Linked DNA regions of Mus musculus: regions 1, 3, 4 and 5 are each linked to region 2. Evidence: chromatin loops called from intact Hi-C (ENCODE). Cell type or tissue: left cerebral cortex. All regions are shown on one strand.

Evidence for each region. Peaks named below come from ENCODE experiments on the same cell type or tissue, not always from the same donor. Only the 100,000 strongest peaks of a DNase experiment are listed, where the experiment ranks them.
Region 1: it touches region 2 in a loop (2.6-fold over the local background); 4 of 42 quality-filtered maps call a loop at or near these places.
Region 3: it touches region 2 in a loop (2.1-fold over the local background); 13 of 42 quality-filtered maps call a loop at or near these places.
Region 4: it touches region 2 in a loop (2.2-fold over the local background); 6 of 42 quality-filtered maps call a loop at or near these places.
Region 5: a loop joins it to region 2, with 5 times the contacts of the local background. A loop is called at or near these places in 2 of 42 quality-filtered maps.

Annotation. Positions count from the first base shown.
Region 1 is chr12:28,972,795-28,976,794 of GRCm38, reverse strand. The region is part of intron 1 of Gm31508 (predicted gene, 31508); the gene reads right to left. Among named protein-coding and RNA genes, the nearest start is that of Gm31508, 65 kb to the right of the region's middle. In left cerebral cortex, a CTCF peak has its summit at 1,855 (motif pointing right); DNase peaks (open chromatin) are centred at 1,330 and 2,112; H3K27ac peaks cover 2,913 bases.
Region 2 is chr12:28,697,495-28,701,494 of GRCm38, reverse strand. All of the region lies in intron 8 of Trappc12 (trafficking protein particle complex 12), which reads left to right. Among named protein-coding and RNA genes, the nearest start is that of Mir6937, 20 kb to the right of the region's middle. In left cerebral cortex, a CTCF peak has its summit at 1,649 (motif pointing left); DNase peaks (open chromatin) are centred at 1,129, 1,322, 1,635, 3,109 and 1 more place; H3K27ac peaks cover 3,741 bases.
Region 3 is chr12:28,830,007-28,834,006 of GRCm38, reverse strand. All of the region lies in intron 4 of Eipr1 (EARP complex and GARP complex interacting protein 1), which reads right to left. Among named protein-coding and RNA genes, the nearest start is that of Gm46345, 65 kb to the right of the region's middle. In left cerebral cortex, a CTCF peak has its summit at 2,457 (motif pointing right); a DNase peak (open chromatin) is centred at 2,473; H3K27ac peaks cover 246 bases.
Region 4 is chr12:28,748,335-28,752,334 of GRCm38, reverse strand. Trappc12 (trafficking protein particle complex 12) reads left to right here and starts at 1,935. Exons shown (of 12, transcript NM_178811.5): 1 at 1,935-2,173. It overlaps Eipr1 (EARP complex and GARP complex interacting protein 1), which reads right to left and starts at 516. Exons shown (of 9, transcript NM_201357.3): 1 at 331-516. The coding sequence starts at 372. In left cerebral cortex, no CTCF peak of the experiment used is centred here; DNase peaks (open chromatin) are centred at 557 and 1,848; H3K4me3 peaks cover 2,730 bases; H3K27ac peaks cover 2,254 bases.
Region 5 is chr12:28,870,332-28,874,331 of GRCm38, reverse strand. No RefSeq gene overlaps it. Among named protein-coding and RNA genes, the nearest start is that of Gm31508, 38 kb to the left of the region's middle. In left cerebral cortex, no CTCF peak of the experiment used is centred here; a DNase peak (open chromatin) is centred at 1,868; H3K27ac peaks cover 2,958 bases.

The DNA of each region.
Region 1 (4,000 bases), 280 kb before region 2:
CTTCTGGGCATGGGTGCTCTTGCCGAGAGAGCAGATCCTAGAGCCCAGGACAGGACATCCGTACACATGACTGTCTTTGTTACCTACACACAGCAGGATGGCATGGACTATTGGCTACTCCGATACTGCAAAGGCCTTCATTTCTTTTTCCTTTCTTGAAAGGGGCTTTCATGGATCTTAAACTGGCCTCCAACTTACTATGCAGCTGGAGAATGGCCTTGAACATATGATTCTCTCTGCTCCTCTTCCAGGCTCGCGCCACCATGTCTTGTTTACACGGGGCTAGAGAGCAAACCCAAGATTTTATACTTACCTGGCAAGCACCAGTCCCTACTACAGGGACCCATTTCAGCACCTGAATTTCTCAGTTAATGGCTGAGCGCTGGTGACATCTTAACTGAAACCGAGGCTATAGCATGACCAGGGTGGCACATGTCAGCAAAAGGCCTCAAAGAGATGCGCTCCAAGTGTAGCCTGAAGCTGTGTGGGGTGTGGAGGGAGGATTAATGGAGTGCAGAAGAGAGAGGAAAGAGAAGGCAAGCAGAAAAGATGCTGATAGGTAAAGGAAGGAGAGGGGTCAAGACAGAAACCATTGTTTGAAAAGAGAGGAGGCAAAGAAACAAAGGACAGATGCCTAGTAGCAGGTGGGTAGAAACAGGAGGAACTGCCTGAGGAAGGGCTGGCCTGGGTCTGGGTCCGTTCCACTTCCTACACAGGAAGAGGCATCATTGCCCTGTTCTCTGAGTCGGACCTCCCTGCAGAGTAAGCCCTTACTTACTCAGAGAGGGAGGCAGACACACCTCCCTCACCATAAAACCAAGGAGAGAACAGGAACCAGGACAGACAGGCAGCAAGGACAGTCAGACACAGAAGTTCTTGGCTGGCTAGAGCCCTCTCATAGACAGTCATGCTGCAGCAGGGCCTCTGCCCTTGACCCAGGACTCTAAACTCAATGGTGCACATAGGCACCAAGGGGCCCACCCCAAAGGTGTCTAGTACTGTATCTCTGAAACCTCAGTCTGTTGTACGTGTGTGTGTGTGTGTGTGTATGCGCGCGCATGCGCGTGCATGTATGAACATCAATATAATTACTGCTTCTACCCTGAAGAATTTGATTCTGTTTCTCCATCTTAGAAACACTCTAGTCACGCTCCGTAGCCAAGCTCTAGTGCATGGTGAATGAGACATTGCCTGCCCCTGGTGCTGTGTATTGTACAGCACAGCCTGCCACACTGTATGGTAGAGGACACAGTGACTGTGCATGGTGCTGTGTATTGTACAGCAAGCATGCCTGTGCACAGTGCTGTGTTGGACAGCAAAGCCAGTCACACTATACATTGTGCGCAAAAGCTTTTTGGCTTGCTGAAGCATTCCTGATGTGTTTAACCGCAGTTCCACCCCAACTCACCTCCTCCCTCAGCCCGTCTGGTTTCACCTCACCAGTGCATTCACACATCTCCATACACTCTCTATCCCACTTGTACCATGACCTACAAGTCACACCACCCACCTCCAACCCAGCCCCCTCCACCACCTCTCTACCCTCCCCACCTCCACCTACCCTTTACCTTCTGCACCCTTCACTGCACCCTCCCCCACCCACCCACCTGCACCTTAATTCTGCCTGAGCCTGAGCACAGCTCTCATCTCCAGTAAAGAGCTGCTCCCAGCCTCTGGCAGACCATTGTACTTCCTGTTCTCAGTGGCACAGCCCTTATGCCACCGCATTCCAGTCTATGTTATCCTTTGTCCACCCACCCCACCTCCTGTCTCCTCTCCTGTCCACAGAGAGCTCAGGACAGAGACTCTACAAACACCATCAGAGAAGGGCACAGTGGCTTGCCTGCAGGGGGAGCCACAGAGCCACCAGCTCAGACAGGACCCACCAAGGTCCAGCCAGGACACCCCACCAAGAACTGGAGTAGTTTTCTTTTTTCTTCTCATCTTCCAGGTCATCTCCCTGCCCTGCACCAGCAATGCTTTTTGAGAAGAAAGAAATACCGAGTTAACATTCCTTAACAGCAGATGTGCCATCATGTAGAAAATAAAGCTCTCCCTCGGCGCTCTGCGTTGGTGTGCCTCAAACAGTTCATTCTGGAACCTGTCGGTTTCACATGCTCTCTGTTGCCATGGTAATGCTTCAGTTCGAGCTGGGAAACACTGGCACACATTACAAAGGATGGCCCTGAGCCTTGCTCAAAAGTCCTCAAACTGAAATGGAGCCTTTACATGGAAGGCTGAGGCCTCTAATTCAAATGTTGGCTGACAGTGGCAAGCTCAAGGCAAACAGGTGCACACAGAGCTGAAAAGCTGTGGCTTCAGGACTTTTATTTGTCAAAGAACCATTGACCCCATTGCTGGAAATGTTTTCAAGACAGGGTATCTTTCTGCAGCCCAGTCTGGGTTGGAACTCACTATGTAGCCCAGACTGGCTGCAGGCTCTGAACACACTCTCTCTGCCTTTGCCCTACTAGTGCTAGAATTATAGACATGAACCACCATACCCAAACTTAGAAAAGATTTTAACACCTGCTTTGCCCTCTCTGCTTTCAGGCAAGAGGCACTTTATCTCACTATAATGACTTAAGGACCCAGAATCCATAAACATATCTAAATGAAGTCCTTGTGAGCACAGCACAGTAATGCCAGCTCATGGGCATCAGGCTTGGGACCCTGCTTCTCATGAGCTCTCACTAGCATGCCAAGTGTGTGTTCTCTCCCATGTGGAATGATCTCCAGGAATCTCCAAGGACAGCCAAGGAAAGGATAGATGGATGGATAGATAGATAGATAGATAGATAGATAGATAGATAGATAGATGAGAGCTGAGTAGATAGAATGCCAATACACTATGAATCTTGTTAGGTATGGAAGCATAGTCACATTTAAACCTTTTAGTTTTAAAGACACAGACAAAAGCATCTACAGGTGAAACAGGTGTCCGTTATTGACAGTGGTAAGCAGATAGGAGAATCTGATAACATATTGATAATTGTAGGTAAGGATAATGATTAGATTGGTTAATTGTGGTGTCTGTGCCTCTTCAAGTACATTTAAATTTTAAATTTTTTCATAACAAAATTTAAAAGAAAGATAGGAGACACATTAACAAAACCAAATTAAGACTTAGGGACTGTGGAGGAAGAGGGAGTAGAAAGACCTTAAAAACCAGAGATCAAAAAGGACTCTGGTGAAACAGTATTTTTTGGACATAAAAATACCACAGGACTCATGAACTCACAGCACATGTGGCTGTCCGCACAAGACCTGTACAAGAACAAGCCAGTCTGCAAGCTCACAACCTCCCACCTGTAGCTATGGAGCTATTGGCAGTTAATGGCTCCTTGGGAAGGCAGACTCAGTTTTCCTTAAGGGTGTATCTTCTGGTAGGTCCACAACTCTCCAGTGGGTGACCTCAAACCTATGTGAATATAGGGAGCACACACTGGATTCAGTGGGTCAGAGGAGGAGAAAAGGAGGAAAGGAGAGGAAGAGAAGGAAGAGGAGGAGAGGGAGGAGGAGAAACCCATATAAACAAGACTGGATCAGTAGCAGTATTAATGGACATATCAGTGTAAAAGGAAGAAAATTTCACAGGGTTCCACCCCTAGGCAAAGAACTGTAGGCAATTGGGCAATTCTTGACAGCTGGGATGAAAATTAGCCTTTCCAGCAATGAGTGCTTTTATTGGTTGTTCAATACAGAGTGATCAGCCTTGAAACCATATACATACAAGCATCAATGTGCGTGTGTGTGTGTACACAGATGTATATATGCACACACACACACACACACACACACACACACACACACACACACAATATAACCAGAGAGAAAGAGGCGATCATCTTGAGAGTGGGAGGGCATGGGAGGGATTTGAGGAGGATATCTAGAAGAGACTTGAGGGAGGAAAAGAAAAGGGGAAGCTGTATAATTCTATTTCAACTAAACACATTTTTTAAAAATATAAATTTCCCCATGCTTTTCTTGAATCTAATCC
Region 2 (4,000 bases):
ACAGTGTCAGCTAGAGGCTGCAAGGAAGTGCTGCGTGTTCCAATAGGCCTGACAAGGAAGTGAGCCGTGGGCCTCAGCAGTCTTCAGTGTGGCCTAGATTGCTCAGTAGAGTTCACTCACACTTGGGGGCCTAACTTGTCGTTGTAAAATTTCCACAGAAAACAGTTTATATTGCTGAATTTAATTGCACGGGCCTAGGTCTAAACAGTCTAATTAAAACTGCTCACTCCGCCCGAAAATGGGCGTTTTCCTCTGAACTCCATCCAGAAAATCTCACCTTTGTTCTGATTGTTTTACTGTGAGGGTCATTTTTTAATGATTGATGGATTTGACATCTGAAGGCAGTCTTTCCCACCAGACCCTCTTGTGAGGACCTCACCCCGAGCTGTGCACCTGAGGAGCCAGTGTGACTCGGGGAGCTCTGCCGGGCTGTCAGTCACTGAATTTCCAGTCCATTCTCCACGTGGGCCCTGCCAGCGGGTTTTCAGCTTCTCTCTCATTTCAAATACATCCCATGCCTGGCTTGCCTCCCGCCCTGGGCACGGGTGGCCTGCCACAGAGCTGGCGGCCTTGCTGCCAGCTGCAGGCAGGCACTGAAGCCGCCACGGAATCTGTCAGCAGCAGACGCCCAGAGCAGCGCTGTTAACACCTTCCGAGCTGTGGTGAGACGGCTCATCAGCTCATCCTCAGCCAAGGTCGTCCTGCTCTGACTGAGCGGCCGCCAGCGGGCAGGTTACCAAGGGGAAGAGCGTGCTCCTCGCTTTAGAGCGACTGGCAGCCCTCCACGTGGCCAGCTCCTTGGACCTGGCAGGAAAGTCTGTGACCACAGCCCAGCCATAGGACAGTGTGTTTCCTCTGCACCTCTGCAGACAGGTGACGTGTGACATTGGGTGTAGACAGGCTCTTGTAGTAGGTGACCTTGACACAGAAGAATGGGTTTCCTAAAACCTCTCCAGCTGTCCTCACAGCTCTTTCCGACTCTTGAACACATTACAGCTTTTAGAAGTTCTGTGTGAGATATTTGCACATGGTCTGTTGCCACAGGGCCACTTTGTTCCTGGTATCTTCCCACATCCACCTCCCTGGTGACATCATTGCAGAGCCTCCCCCACCTCCCCATGGGCTGCAGCCCTCAGCCAAGGAGGGGCCTGCTTCCTTCTGTCCCACCGCCCCCTGTGAGGCCTGCCTCTCCTCACTGCTGTGGCCTGTAGCAGCCTGAGAAGGCACCGGGAGCCTCCAGTCTCCTGAAGTCTCTGAGCCTTGGTTGCCTTCTTAGGCTTGCAGCACTGGTGGTGCCCAGCCACAGGCTGAAGATGCTCAGGGAGGAAGTCGCTGCTCAGCTGCAGTGCACTCAGCTTGCCTTTCTGAGAGACTCTGTTAGAAAATAGTGTAACAAAAAACGCTTTCCTTTGTTTTACTGCAGTAGTGACACCGCCAGCAATGTAGGCACAGGCACCAAACGTCTGCCTGTGACATCCTGTCACCCAAGGTTCTGAACGGGACGGATTATCATGTCTCAAAAATACTTTCTCCATGGATGTAATTTAAATTAAAAGTTTGATTTAATCTTGATTTTCATGAGTTAAAGAAATGCTGTAAGGAAAGTGGATGTGAGCACATGCAGTCTGCTGCCATCTAGTGGACACGACAAGTATTGCCACAGTAGCTGGGCTGCATAGCTGGGGCCTGTGTGCCAGCTAACAATGACCTAATTAATCAGCCTTTTAATGATAAGAAATTTGCTCATATGTTCTAGTTCTGAGAGTCCCACTATATATTTCCAGGAACACCCGCTTGCAAGACAAAGCCCTTCGTTCATAAATGTGATATCCTGAGGTTTCACAGTAGCCATAAGATACCTGGACAGTTTTCAGCTTCACGTCCTTATACCTCCCACACAGCATTGACTATTGTGGCTTCTCTTTTGTGGGGAAGAGCCTGCCACACACAGGGTGCCTCCTCTTTGCTTGGAAAACACTACATAAAGCCTTTGTTGGCAACAGAACAGCCATTAATACAATTTAGCAGTCTCTCAGCCAATGCAGTTTTTAGGTGCAAGTCAGGCAAGAATGCTTTTGCCCACATATGAGTGTTTGTATTTCTATTCAAGGGCAGGTCAGTGTAGTCAGAAGAGTAGAGCGGACACACTACAAGAAGCTGTTGTCAGCTGGCCTCCAGGTTCCCAGAATGAGTGATTTCATTGACTAACAGCCAACTAGGTGGCCGTCAGTGACAGCCCTGAACACTCCCTCTAACCGCCCCCAGGCTTGTTGACACATGCTGACACTGATGCCGATAGCACCTGCCTGACAACCCCTTCTCTGCTGCTGCTTTTTCGGATCAGTCCCAAACCTGTGGATCCACCCTGCCTCCTAGGAGAACTGTAAAATCCTATCAAAACTGAACCTGGTGGTACATACCTTTAACACCAACATGGGAGACAGAAACAGATGGATCTCTTGAGAGTTCAAGACCAACTGAGTCTCTATAGTTAGTTACAGGCTGTACAGAGCTATACCGTAAGACTCAGTCTCAAAAAAGTTATATATAATGGGTATATTTATAGCCTGTTTCTTTTCTGTTGGGCCATTCTCAGTAGCATGTACCCTTGACCCTAGGGCAAGTTTGAAAGGCAGCAATGCCAATCAAAAAAATCTAAGATCCTAGCAGGGCTTACTCCTGAGGCATACTGACCCTCCATGCCATGCACCCTGGCCCTCCATGAGCTGTCCATCAGAAGCATCATGAGCAGGGTGGAGCCTAGGTCACGATGGCCTGTGATCAGATGCAGTACTGTGACTCGGCACAGCCTGCCCTCTGCTCGGTGAAATAAAACGTAAGGGTACGTACCAGGTTGGAGGAGGAGACCAGGATGGACCTTAGGGGCCATGGGCTAGACCCTGGTCAGCCTGAGAGCAGGCCCTCAAGTCGCACAGGGTGGCGTGTCCGTGTCCCCTCAGCCATGACCCTGACTGCCCAAAGGCTGCCTTCTCCCCTGACACCTCATGGTGCATGCACACACACACACATCCACGTGCACCTGCTGGCACAATGAGAAATAAGGCCGGCTGGCCTTGGGCGGGGCCGCAGTGACAGGCAGCAAACGTGGTAGGAGAGGAAATCAAGGCATGTGTGGTCTGGCTCCTTGTGAGCATCAGGCCTTGAATAAAATTAGTTTTAACGAGCTGCACTTGAAGGTACCAGACTGGAGAGTCTTCTTTTTTTTTTACCCCTGCCAAACTGGAATTTTCCTTGTCGTCTGTCTCTATAACCTCCCAATTAGCAAGCTCAGTCGCTGTAGTCCCAGTTTAGAGGAAACTTAAAGTTTAGAGTAGAGAAGTGAAATACCTCCCAGAATCTTATGGTTAGGAGGAAATGAGCAGTGCCAGCCTTGGACTGGTCACCATGAGCTGTAACTGAGAGGAAACAAGTGCTTGGCACGGCTCTTGCCACAGTGTTTGCTCGGCTGCACGCTACAGAGGCTGGAGGAGGAGCTGACCTTTGAACCCTCTCACTGAACCCAACTCTCATACCTTTTTGTACTGTGGACCAAAAGTGGGAAGTGGATACTAGGTGGGTGGTAGAGAGACTTAGCCTCAAGGAGGGGCTGCAGGCAGGAGTGGTGTGAGGCTGCTGCTAGGAAGGTGCACAGAGCTGAAGCACTGAAGACAAAGCTCAATCTGCAGGATACAGACGCCAAGGCCACAGCGCCTTCAGTGCCTCTGGACACCTGCCTCTATAGAGCAGCAGTAACTACATGTCATTATAGGTCACAGTGACATCCATATGCCCTCACTGTCATAGTAAACTTGATTGGTGGGTCATTTCAATGCAGGTATTTTGCCTCAATATTGAGCACAGAAAAGTGAGACACTTTCAAAGTGTGGCTTATGTGTTTGAAGGATGAAATGGTGCAGAACTACGAGTCCTTACAACAGCTCTGCCAGAAAAGAGGGAGGGACCAAATACAGGGATCTCTGGCTTCTGCTTAGGAAGTGGG
Region 3 (4,000 bases), 130 kb before region 2:
GGTGGGACAGGGTTGAAGGATGGACAGGGCATACAGAGCTCTATGCTAGAGCCTGTTCCTGTCTTAGAGCTGAACAAGCAGAGCTGGCTCAGGTCATCTTAATTATCGTGGGGAATTCAAAATCCACAGCGGCCTAACGTGGCTCAGACTTAGAGCAGCCTCCTCTACACTCTCCGCATAGGAGTCCAGCCAAGAGTCAGGAAGAGCACTCCGAGCCCAAGTGATGCTCCCCTAACTTCCAAGAACACATTACATAACTCCAAAGACTCTTGTTCCTAGGTCTCACCAAACTCAAAGGTAGCCTTTAAATTACAGCAAACTTTGAAATAAAGAACAAGCTAATATAGGAGGATCAGAAGCCCTTCTGATCATCCAGGCAAGTCCTTCTTTGTCTTCTCATCTCTCACCTCCTTAGGAGTGGCAGCCATAGAGAAACATCCTAACACATAGGATCACCATACCTTTAGATTTAAAATTGTTATTGGACCTCAAGCTTCAATAACAGACCTTCAATACCACTGATGGCCTCATCAAAAGCAACCAGGCCCTGGGAGCTCAACTTCCTGTGTATACAGGAAAACACAGTGACAGGAGCCATCAGTGAGCGGGGCAGAGGGACTTACTTCATCAGACCCCAGGTCTGCAGGGAACACATGCTTGGATTTTTTGACATTGAGTCTGATGGGAATGAAATTCTGCCATTAAAAGCTGCCCAGTCTGCAGCACTTGGTGGTAGCAGCCAGAATTGACTAGCTTCCTTCCTTTCCACAGGACACAACTGTGCACTCTCTGTTTCTTTCCGTGTTCTGATTGACACTTGGTTCAGAAAAGGACCAACAAAAACACACTCTTGAAACATTTTTTTACAGAAAACATGAACTAAATTTTGAGGAGAATATAAATTTCTCTTTGCTATAAATAATGACCTATACTTTCTACACTGTATTTTCAGATTTCTGTATTTGATTCTTTCCAGGAAATTCTGTCTGTGATTGCATATTAATACTTAACTTTTCTAATACTCATATGGGCAAAGGATAATGACACAGAGCCCCTTTTACAGTGTTTCTGAGAAAATACCAAAGGACATTTATAGTATTCTTTGACATCATAGAACTGTCCGTTTCCTCAGCAAACTAAGCAGCAATCTAAGAGACAAGTTTGGTACTGAGCAATAGTCAGGAATCAGCTTCTGAGTATCTGCTTAGGGACTACAGCAACACCGAGATGACTCTTCTACAGTCGTGGCTGATCTAACGATGACCTGCGGTGATCACCGGCAGATCTCTGCTGTCTTGGGGCAGTCAGAGCACAAACTTCTGAAACCCTCCCTTAAGCAGCTTTACAGGATTTTGGACAACCATCAACTTTCTCCTTTCACCGTTTGGCAGCATCCTCTGTTTCCTAATATAAACCAAACTCAGAAAGGAAAGAGACACCGGGCCAGGTCTTCTACTCCTGACAAATACTCAGGGTCCCCTCCCTCTCCTCTCTCAACACCATTCCTGCCCTTTACTTCCTAATCACCATCTTGCTGTACACACCAGCCCTCCCGGGTGTCCCGCATGCTCAGCCTGGCTGGCATTTCAGTGTGATATTTACTCTAGCCCTAGGGGAGGGGTCTTCTTCTCTAGCAGCTGGCTTGGGCAGCAGGGGTCAGTTGGCTGTGCAGCGCCACAGTTATTCAGAATGCTACCAGTGAAATAAATACCTGCATGGCGCTGCATGCTTAAGAAACTATGACACCTACACAAGCCAGACCCTGGACAGCTAGGGGTGGTATGTGAACATATCACAATGGGCTTCAATTTACATACATCTTCAAAGCTTCTGACTAATAAGGCAACTTCTATGAAAGATATCTGTATCACCCAAGAGAGTAGTTTGCAGAACTGTTCCATACACTACTGGTGGGAGCACACACAACACAATGTACTGAAGTTTTTATTGTTTTGGCTTTTCATCTGTTGGACAAAATGCTCACTAACAAGTAGCTGGAGAGCTCCTGATCACCAGAAGGAGACAGGGAATGGCAGAATCACCCTGTTGTGGCTAATTGGCCATTAGAACCATGGTGACGCGGCTACATTATATGACTCTTGGTAGGTAATCACCTCCTTCCCTTCTCACAAGTTGGGTTCCCGGAAACCTCCCCTTTATCAGGAACCCCAAACATGCTGGGATATACCAACTGGGCATGTATGAAGTTCTAGGAAGCATTCAAGCATGGTGGCCTAGAGTTAATACACATACTGCATTGTAAACCATCATGTAAGTATCAGTGTAGCCACGAACTCAAGGAGAACTGCACAAAACATAAATGGAAGATCTTTTTAAAGACCATCCTCAGGCTGGAGAGATGGCTCAGTGGTCAAGAGCACTCAAAGTCTATTCTCAGCATCCACATGGTGCTTCACGCCATCTGCAGCTCCAGTGTTAGTGGATCCTCTTCTACCCACCAGGTGGCACCAAGCACACATGTGGTACAAAGACATATGAAGGCAAAACACTGGAAGCCTTCTCTGATGAGGTGAAGTGTTCCCAACACCTGAGACAACAGCCAGATTCCAAGTGATGACAGCTACTTCTGCTCCTGTGGTAGTGAAGCCACAAACCCAACAGTCCTGTAAGGAGTCAGCAAGCCTGTGCACTCTGCTTCACGCCCCAGGCTGCAGAACACTGGCAGATCTTTCCACAGGATCACTGGAGAAACATCCCTGGCTCACTGACCAGGAAGCTCTACTGCAGTGGTGAGTCATTTCTTGCCACTGGGCTGAGCGCTGTCCGTGGTGCTAAAGACACAGCCTTGCCCCTGACCAGACTCAGCACTTACAGGGAGCATGCTTAGGAAGATTGGGGACAAGAGCCCAGGACTATTTGCATCTTTTCACACGCTGGGCTGCAAGCCTTTCCTATTAGAAGAAAGACTCGGGGGCTGGTGAGATGGCTCAGAGGTTAAGAGTGCCGACTGCTCTTCCAAAGGTCCTGAGTTCAAATCCCAGCAACCACATGGTGGCTAACAACCATCCATAACAAAAATCTGATGTCCTCTTCTGGAGTGTCTGAAGACAGCTACAGTGTATTTACATATAACAAATAAATAAATATTAAAAAAAAAAAAAAAAAAAGAAAGACTCATCCCTCTCTGCATCCAACTCCTCTTTGCTAGAGACCCAAACAAAAGCAGGCGTGTGACTGCTCAAGGACAGGCTGTTCTGCTGACATGGCTTCAAGGAGCGAGGTCCCTGACTTGTTCCCTTAGTGAGAGGATCAGACACACTTCTGACCTGTAGGGCACGAGCAGCAGCAGAGACAATACTGGGGTACTGGGACCTGAGCTCCCACACATAAGCACAGGTTGTTTATGAAACTTCTGGTGATGGTGAAGTCACTGGTGTTCTGCCATCATGCAGTTTCCATAGGAACCCAGCTGAAGGGTGCACAGGGCTCCCAGGTCATTCCTACAACTGCTAGTGGGACTGTAATTACTTTCAAGTAAAACACTTAAAACATGCAAATGTGAGAAAAGTGTGCAAGGATGGCACTGGGAAACCAAAGAGAGGGTGAGCTACTTTGAACGATAATACCAAGGTCAAACTCAAGAGCACTCAGGAGAGCCAACAACCACACGCACTGGGTCAGCCGCTGTAGCATGTTCACAGGCAGAACATAACCAGGCAAGCACTTTCATACCCAGCTTCCTACAGTGCCCCTCGGAGTGGTGTATGACTAGAGTACTTGTATGCTGGAAGTCAAGGAAGCTGCCCCCAGGTGCCTCATCCCCGGTAAGCTGGGAACCTTCTGGATAGGACTGACCCTCTCTAAGTGACAGCTCACCTGCCCCAGCTCCCTAGTGCTGCTGTGCCTCTAGAGACACATATACCCATGACAACCATGGCCACATACCAAGGTCTGCTTAATCTGCTAACACAATCACTGTGTGACATGAGCTCTGCAAGAGAGCTCTGTAATGCGCAGACTCTGTACTCAGGCAGCAGAG
Region 4 (4,000 bases), 51 kb before region 2:
CATAACAGACCAGCCAGCCAGCAACTCCCCTCCCCACGAAGTCCCTCTTTAATGCTCTTGTACTGAGCAGTATCCAACACACAACTCAATGGTCAATAATTGCTACTCAAGACCCCAGAAGTGCGAGTGTAATCAAGTCACCTGCGAGGCCGAGTGCTCACCCTCTGCTGTCTATGCCAGCCCTGGCCCTCACTTGGCCACACTCCCTGCGCGTACCCTCTCCCCAAATCCGGGCCTTGAAGCCCAGAATCCTTGGAACCAGACTGAGTGTGGGCGCTCTCTGGTGAGGGCCAGGCACAGGCGGCACCTCACCGACTCCGCCATGCTCACCTGGAATTCCAGCCCGTAAATCACCGGGGCGTCGTCTTCCATGATACTCTGCCTACCCAGCTACTCACGCCTCAGAGCTCGAGTCCCCCCTCACCAGGGATCGCTCAGAACCCATTCATTCCCCGCCTGAAAAATGGACTACGAGACCCAGACCGGCTCCCTGACGGCTCACTTCCTGTTTTCTTCGTCGCGTCATCAATACGCTCCTCCCCGGTGGCCAATGGCAGCTGGGCCTTTATTCTGCGCATGCTCATTTGGCCTTTCATGAGACCCAGCAGCTACAGGAGATCCTGGGTTGGAAGGCCGGGCCCGGAGCAAAAGCAGCGGGAATGGACGTCCATCAGGGCGGCGCTCTTATCCTGCGCTGCTCCCTCAAGTTCCAAAGATCTGAGCCCTAAAGAGAACAGTTAACTTGGCATTATGGTTGGCAGAGCTTTACTCCTAAACCGTGGTCCTGAGCACCAGAGCACTGCCCAACCCACTGCCAGGACCTTCGATCCAGCCTCAGAAGCAGGCTCTTAGATGTCCATTTAAAGATAAGATGCTGCAAGCTTGAGTCAAGACTGTGGTGATGGTGTAAGTGGGCAGTGACATACAGCGAGCGGTGTGCACTTCACGTAACCACCCAGTCCTGCACAGAGACACAACTAAGCCCACGATCTAAACTGTCCAGAGCTCTCAGAGACAGAAGGCTCTAGGACCTGGCATGGAAAATACTGCAAGAATGCACCATAGGAAATGAACTGTCTTGGTTCTATGAAGTTCTGGATCTCCACACGCGTTTCTTCTGTGTTTTGACTTTGCCATTATCTCTTGACTGACCTTCATGACAGCAGTTTCTGTGATGCTACCATTAGCCCCCTTAGTAGTCATCCATTGCCCACCTTTGTCTTACCTTGACTTTCTGATAAAACCTCTGGCAACTAGCTTCCACCGATCCCAAAGCTATGAAAGTCATGAGATAGCACCTGAGACCTACCCACCTACCCACTGCTTCCGAAGTGTGCTTAAGAAGTAGGTATTTTTGGTTGTTACTGTAAAACTTCATCAAATTGTTATCATGTAGGGCAGAATCTACGGTGACCTGAATCTATGTTCCCAAGCTATAGTCACTCACAGAATAAATTCTTCTTCCCTTTGAGATGAGAGCTGTGTTTTTACGTTGTCATAGAAATGTGACACAGAAAATCAAGAAAGCAAGGTTCTTGACTTGAGGACGATTCTCAACCAACCATGAGTTCAGCAAGCAAGGCTGACTCTTGACTCCTTAATTCCTCCCCGCAACTTTACGGATGTTAGCACACACTGCCACAGACACAAGGGGGGAAACGTGGAGAATCAACTAGCACAAAGATAAAATCCTAGGAAAAAACATCCTTGGTTGGTGACAGGCCCAAGGACAGACGATTTTCTTCAATCTCCAGGACCATCCTTGTCCCCTACCCAGTTTGGCCTTAGGCCCCGCCCACAGCTCTTGAGCCGGATATGCGCCCGGCTTCCAGTGGAGAGCTTAGCGGCTCCCAAACTGAGCATGTGCGGAAGTCGGGTCTCCGCGGCCAGCACACGCAGACGCACAAACGCGCGGGACCTTGGATCTTGAGTTTACTTCCGGTCTTCCGTCATCTCTTCGGACCCTTTTCGCCTGTGGGTGACCCGACCTCAGGGGCGGGTGGCAGGTGAGGAGCGGGTCGCAGTGAGGAGGGTCGCCGGTACCCTTGACCTTCCCACAGAGGGCGGCGTCCTCGCGTAATCAACCGCTCTCGGCCACGCAGAGTAGCCCCACGAGGGGCTGGCTCCTTCGGGCTTTAGCCAATTCTGTGTGCTCCCTGTGGTTTTGGACAAGGTACACACCCTCCTGACCTCGGTTTTATGTGTATAAAGTGCGGGTTCGTTAGCATGCTTAGAAGGTGCCCGTGTTACATCACCAGTGTTCGAGCTATGTTTTTGGTTTGCCCCAACTTTTGCTCCTGTCGACCTCGGTGTGTCATAGCCCCACAATAAATGAAGCACTGCAGTAAGCCAGAGTCGGGGTTAAGAGATAGAGGATGGGGTGCCATAGACATAACCTGACCACTGACGAATGAGTAGTGTTGTGTGGGAAAAGTGATTCCTTCCTGTAAGCATTCGGGAGATTGTGATGTGGAATATTTTAAGTTTGAGGTCAGTCTGGGCTAAATAGGGAGACACCCCAACCCCCTCAAAAGAAAGAAAGAATGAATAGAGTCTAAAAACTAAAACAAGGGTTGACAGGATGGCTCAGTGTCTGTCACCATTCCTGATAATCTGAGCTGCATCCACAGGACCCACACGATGGAAGAAGAGTTGTTCTTCCACATGATTGTCTTCTGACCATAAATAGACAAATGAATAAATACAGTAAGACGAGGTGTTGGTGCTGAGCCTGTATCATTTGAGAAGTAGAGGCAGGATGTTCAGGAGTTCAAAGTCGTCTTAGGCTATATAACAAATTTAAGGCCAGCTTAGGTTACCTACGACCTTGATTTATAAAAACAAACTCTCACACATATTAAAAAGCTAAATAAATGTTAAAAAAAAAAAAGTATCAGCCAGCCAGTGTGTGGTGAAATCGGAGTGTGTGTATGCTGTTGCAGGAAGGAACTGCAGGTCTGTGATTGCTCTTGGCAGTGGTGGTCCTTTTCTCTGAGCGCTCAGGAGGCACAGGCAGACTGATCTCTGAGTTCGAGGGTAGCCTGATCTACAGAGTGAGTTCCAGGACAGCCAGGGCTACTTGGAGAAACTCTCTCTTTAAAAACAAATAAGTGGTCGGGCAGTGTTGGTGCATGCCTTTAATCCCAGCAATTGGGAGTCAAAGGCAAGCAGTTTTCTGAGTTCAAGGCCAGCCTGATCTACAGAGAGAGTTCCAGGACAGGCTATACAGAGAAACCCTGTCGGGGGGCGGGGGGGAAGAGAGAGAGAGAGAGAGATCAAAGTGGTCCTTGATACATAGCAACAGTTAAGTTTACTGTGGCTTTGGGTACATAAGACCCAGTCTCAAAAGAAAAATTTGATGGCCATGATCTAGCACATTGATTTCTGGGCATTGAAATAGGAATTTGCTGTACCAAAGAATTGAAATTAGAGTCTCAAAGACGCACACACACAGACACACATCCTGTTCACAGAAGCACTGTGCACGATTGCTCGAGGCTAGAAGGAACCCAAGCATCCATTTGACAAGTAAATGGATGCGCTAACTGGCGCACGCCTGCAGTGCTGTGTTGTTACTCACCTGTCCAAGGGAAGGAAAGCCCATTGGTGCTGCGGCATGGGTGTCCTGCCGTGAGGAATGGACTGTGGTGGCTGTGCGTTCCAGTTCAGAGGACTTGGCGCTCAGGAAGCAAAGAGGGCAAATAGCACAGAGCAGGCTGGGGCAGCCGGTAGACAGCAACACCTCATGCAGTCAGGGCTTACAATAGCCAACAGAGAAGACTACCGTAGCCTGACAGAAAGAGGGGCCAAAAGGCATCATCAGGTCAGTGCTCCCAGCATGCCTCAGAGTCTGCTGGGGAAGCGGCTTCATACTGGATTCCTGAGTGGAGGGTCTGGGCAGAGCAGAGCAGTGTCCACGGATGAGCTTCACACTGGTGCCAATGGTTACCTTCTAGCTGTTCACAAGCGCTTCTTTTCACGCTCAAGATGTGTTGCTATT
Region 5 (4,000 bases), 170 kb before region 2:
CTCACCCTAATATCTATACCCCAGTACCTACCCTAATATACCTCAGTACCCACCCCAGAACCTACTTTATTATCTATGTTAGTAACTGCCTGAATACTTACACTAGTACTCACCCTAATATCTATACCCCAGTACCTACTCTGCTCCAGCTTTTTACAAAAATACAGCAAAAAAGGAAGTTCCCTGTTAAGAGTGCCAGGTTTGCCTCCAGGATGCACTGCCCACATGCTGCTGCCCCTACAAAATGCAAGCAGTATATCCCAACACCTATCTCAGTACCTACTTTATTATCCATACGCAGTACCTGCCTAAATATCTACCCCAGAATCTACCCTAATGTACCCCAGTGCATCCCCCCAACAGCTACCCTAATACCTATACTCCCGTATCTACTCTAGTATACCTGATGCATATGCTGCAGTATCCACCCCACTCAGAACCTGCTCCTATGCCCCTTGAGTCCCCGAAAGGCCAGCAGCCAAGACATGGAAAAGCACTGAGCCTTAGGGTCGAGCAGGCTGGCTGCTGCTGCTGTGCCTTAGCTGACCTCAAACCCCTGGAGCTTCACCAGTAAAGGCTAGAAGACTGCTGCCGAGAACACCCTGAGACCAACAGGAATCAGGAAATGACCATTCAGGTGAACGCAGTGGGGACTCCACAGTCAGACGGGCTGAAGGCAACAGTATAACCTGGGTACCTCAAGGCCATGCAGCTGTCCTGACCAGCACTGGGACAGTGCTGAGTGACTGGCATTGTGTGCTTGCTGGTACCTCAGGAGTGCAGAGCACCAAGGGTGAGCTCATGTGCCACAGCATCACTTACCATGACAGCTGGGCATGGATCACTAGGTGCAACTGTCACACAGCAAGAAGAGATGAGAGAGGTGAGCTGCAGGTGGGGTGATTTGCCCAAGTGCTCGTAGCTCCAGCTCTCTGTGTAATTGGTCTGGAAGGCTTTTAACAATTATTGATAGCTGCAGACCTCAAGAGTAGCTCAGTTATTTTCTGCATCGAAGCAGCGACCAAGCCAGCCCAGCAAGTACAGCCCCTTAAATTCTGAGACCATGGTGGGGGTTGGTGGGTGTCCTGACAAATGCGTGCTCGGTCACACACAGCTATTTTGCACAGCACTACACAGGACCAGAGGGTGGTCTGCACTGACCTTGGGGAACCCTGACCAATGTGGGCCTCCGTGGCATTTGTGTCGAAGGGCAATGCCCCCACAAAAGCCATTCCTCAGCAGGCGATGAGGCACTGCACCAAGGAACTGCCAGGCATGAGCGGGAGGAACTAAGAATTATGACCACACCTGGTTTTAAATCACAGCTTGGCGACAGGCACTCCAACAGTGATCCATGAGCTGCGGCACAGGTCTGCATGGCATGGCCTGTGGTTAATCTGTGTGAGCTGGTGACCTGGATAGAGGCAGGGTGCTGCCTCCTCTGCTGAGCTGCTGCTGGAGCTGTAGGACTGGCTCTGCTCAGGAGAGAACTAAGACACGGATGTCCTTCCATGGTAACCTCATGATGCTTTCTTTGCAACAAAAGCCAACAATCAGAATCAGATGCTTAAGGTCTAGGAGATCAGTGCAGGCCTATCCTGACAGCCCTGCCTATGGGGGCACTGAGGCTGGCCATGTAGTTGGCTCTGATGGGCAGGCAGCGTGGTGCTATATGGTCAAGGAGCTCACTCAGACTGTTTCACCATGCCTGGCACGCCCACAGTTGTCACCCAAGAGCCAAAGTGCATCCTGGCCACGTGTGTGCCTGTCACAGGCTGTTGTCTCCTTCGGCGGAGGCAAACACCCAAGTGAACAGAACGGGGACTGTGATTTCATTTCACAAGCAAGGAGACGCCTCCTACGCATCTCTGAGCTTATCTGAGCGGCAGGCTCCAGACCAGCAAATTGCCGCCCACCTACACACTCTGCACTTCCTCGGGGACTGAGTGAGAAGGCTCTTTGAGAAACAGATTCGGGATCTGCTCTTCCTCCAGGATGATGTTCATTCCTCTTGGGGAAGCTCATCAACTTCTATATACTGAGGAAGGGCTGGGGGCCTCTGGCATCAACTATTCAAACATCCCTAGGAGAGGGAGCCCACCTGTGCATCTTATAAGCCTCTCAAACTTCCCTGAAGGGGATGGCTTGCCCCTTCCCCACCAGTGCCACCAGCAAGCACACCACAGATAATGATTCACTATTCCTCCACTCTCCTACCCAGCTCTGTACCTCTGCCTGTGCACCCTATAAGCCGGGCACCACGCTGCTAGCAATATCCCTTAGTCCAGGCGACATCTGAATGTGCTTTAAGATAACTTTTAGCAACCTGACCCAGAGCAGAACACCCAAGCTTCCCAGTTGCTCCTGTGGCCCATCTTAAGTCCACACTGGTACAGGGCCCTGCCTGGGTGTGTATCTCAGCTCCCAGGTGCCTCCCACCCTGTTGCCTGTGTGTATGAAGGATGATGCAGTATTGGCCAAATGAGTCTGGCTGACCTTTCAAATCACGCTCCTCTCCTCCACCCTAAACTTCTTTTATCCATTATTTACTCACTTTACATCCTGACCACAGCTTCCACTCTGTCCTCTCCTCCCAGTCCCACTCTCATACTCCTCCCCCACCTCCAATCCCCCTCCTCAGGGCTCTGTTGACACAAACCTGCTGTTTGCCTCCCAGCCTCAGTAGCCTCAGCAACAGTCCATCAGGTACCACTGAGGCCTGCCTCACTAAAGGCATCCACATTGTTCTTACTTAGTCTAGCAGAGCCCAGTGTCCCTCAGTCTGGTAGGCTCAGGCCTCTGAGGGCATCTGTGAGCAAGGTGTACACAGCAGCTTCAGCATAGGCCCTCATGCCAGCTTCCATCTGAAACCCTTAAGTGCAATGCCATCATGGTTGACAGATGAACCTCTTACGTAGATAAAGACACCCAAACCTAAGGGTTATGGAACCCATATTGCTGCCCTGAGAAGCGGCATGCCCACCCCTCTCCCAGCAGAGACCCGATGAGCCAGCCTAAAATCCCACACACCAGGTCTTGTTCAGATTCATTCATGCTGGCCCTACTTTCCTCTCTTACGCCCTGGCCCAGAAGACTCCCTCCATTGACTGACTCTTCTTGGTTCTTCCTGACCACTCCCTTTTCTGTGATGGATGGCTACTGCCCTGACCTGCAGAAGCTCTGGTCCCAGAGATGACAGATACGGTACATGGCTTGTCTTCCTCTCCCTTTCCCAGCATGGGACATCAGAAGCTCTGGGCAGGGCTGTGTGGGGGAAAGGCTTTCCCGACAAGGAGACACTGGTCTTGGGGACAGAATTCAGAGGCACTCTTGTAGATCTGTCTGTGATAGTGAGGAGACCAGGGAAGCTGGTGTGGTGTGTGTGTTTGTGTCTGTGTTGGGAAGGCTTTGGCGGGGGGGCTCAGATGTGGATGAAGGGGTCTGTATGCCCTGGAGAGGCCTCAGGGTCCCTTGGTACCTACTGAGTATCAGACCCTCACCCAACAGTATCCTCTCTGCTCCAGATGGGAACCACAGAGTTGGAGATCCTCAAAATGTCAATCATTGAAGAAGACATTTTATACTTTATGAAACTAGATGAAGAAAGATGGCCAAGGTCAGGCCTTCATGGACCTAGCAGCTGACCAAACAGATACCCAACTGCCACACTTCACCCCTGCCCTGCTCTTGTTTGTTCCTTGATTTTCCCAGCCTTCATCCAGCCTGTAGTGGGATTCAGAGTATAAAGCAGTTTTCTCTTTCAGTTGCTTTCTGTACACGGGGTTAGGGCAGGACTAGGGGAGGTCTGGTATGACGGGACCCTGGTGCCATGAGCCGCAGAAGGTCCTAGACCACTCAATAGAAGGCAGGGCTCTGCCGTAGTGGGTAGAGAGAAGGGTTTCCAACTTCCCCATATAACTGTGGCAGCAGCCACACGGGCCATGGGAAGTGTCAGATTAAGGATGGCGACCCTTCTTCTCTGACCTATCAAAGGATATGG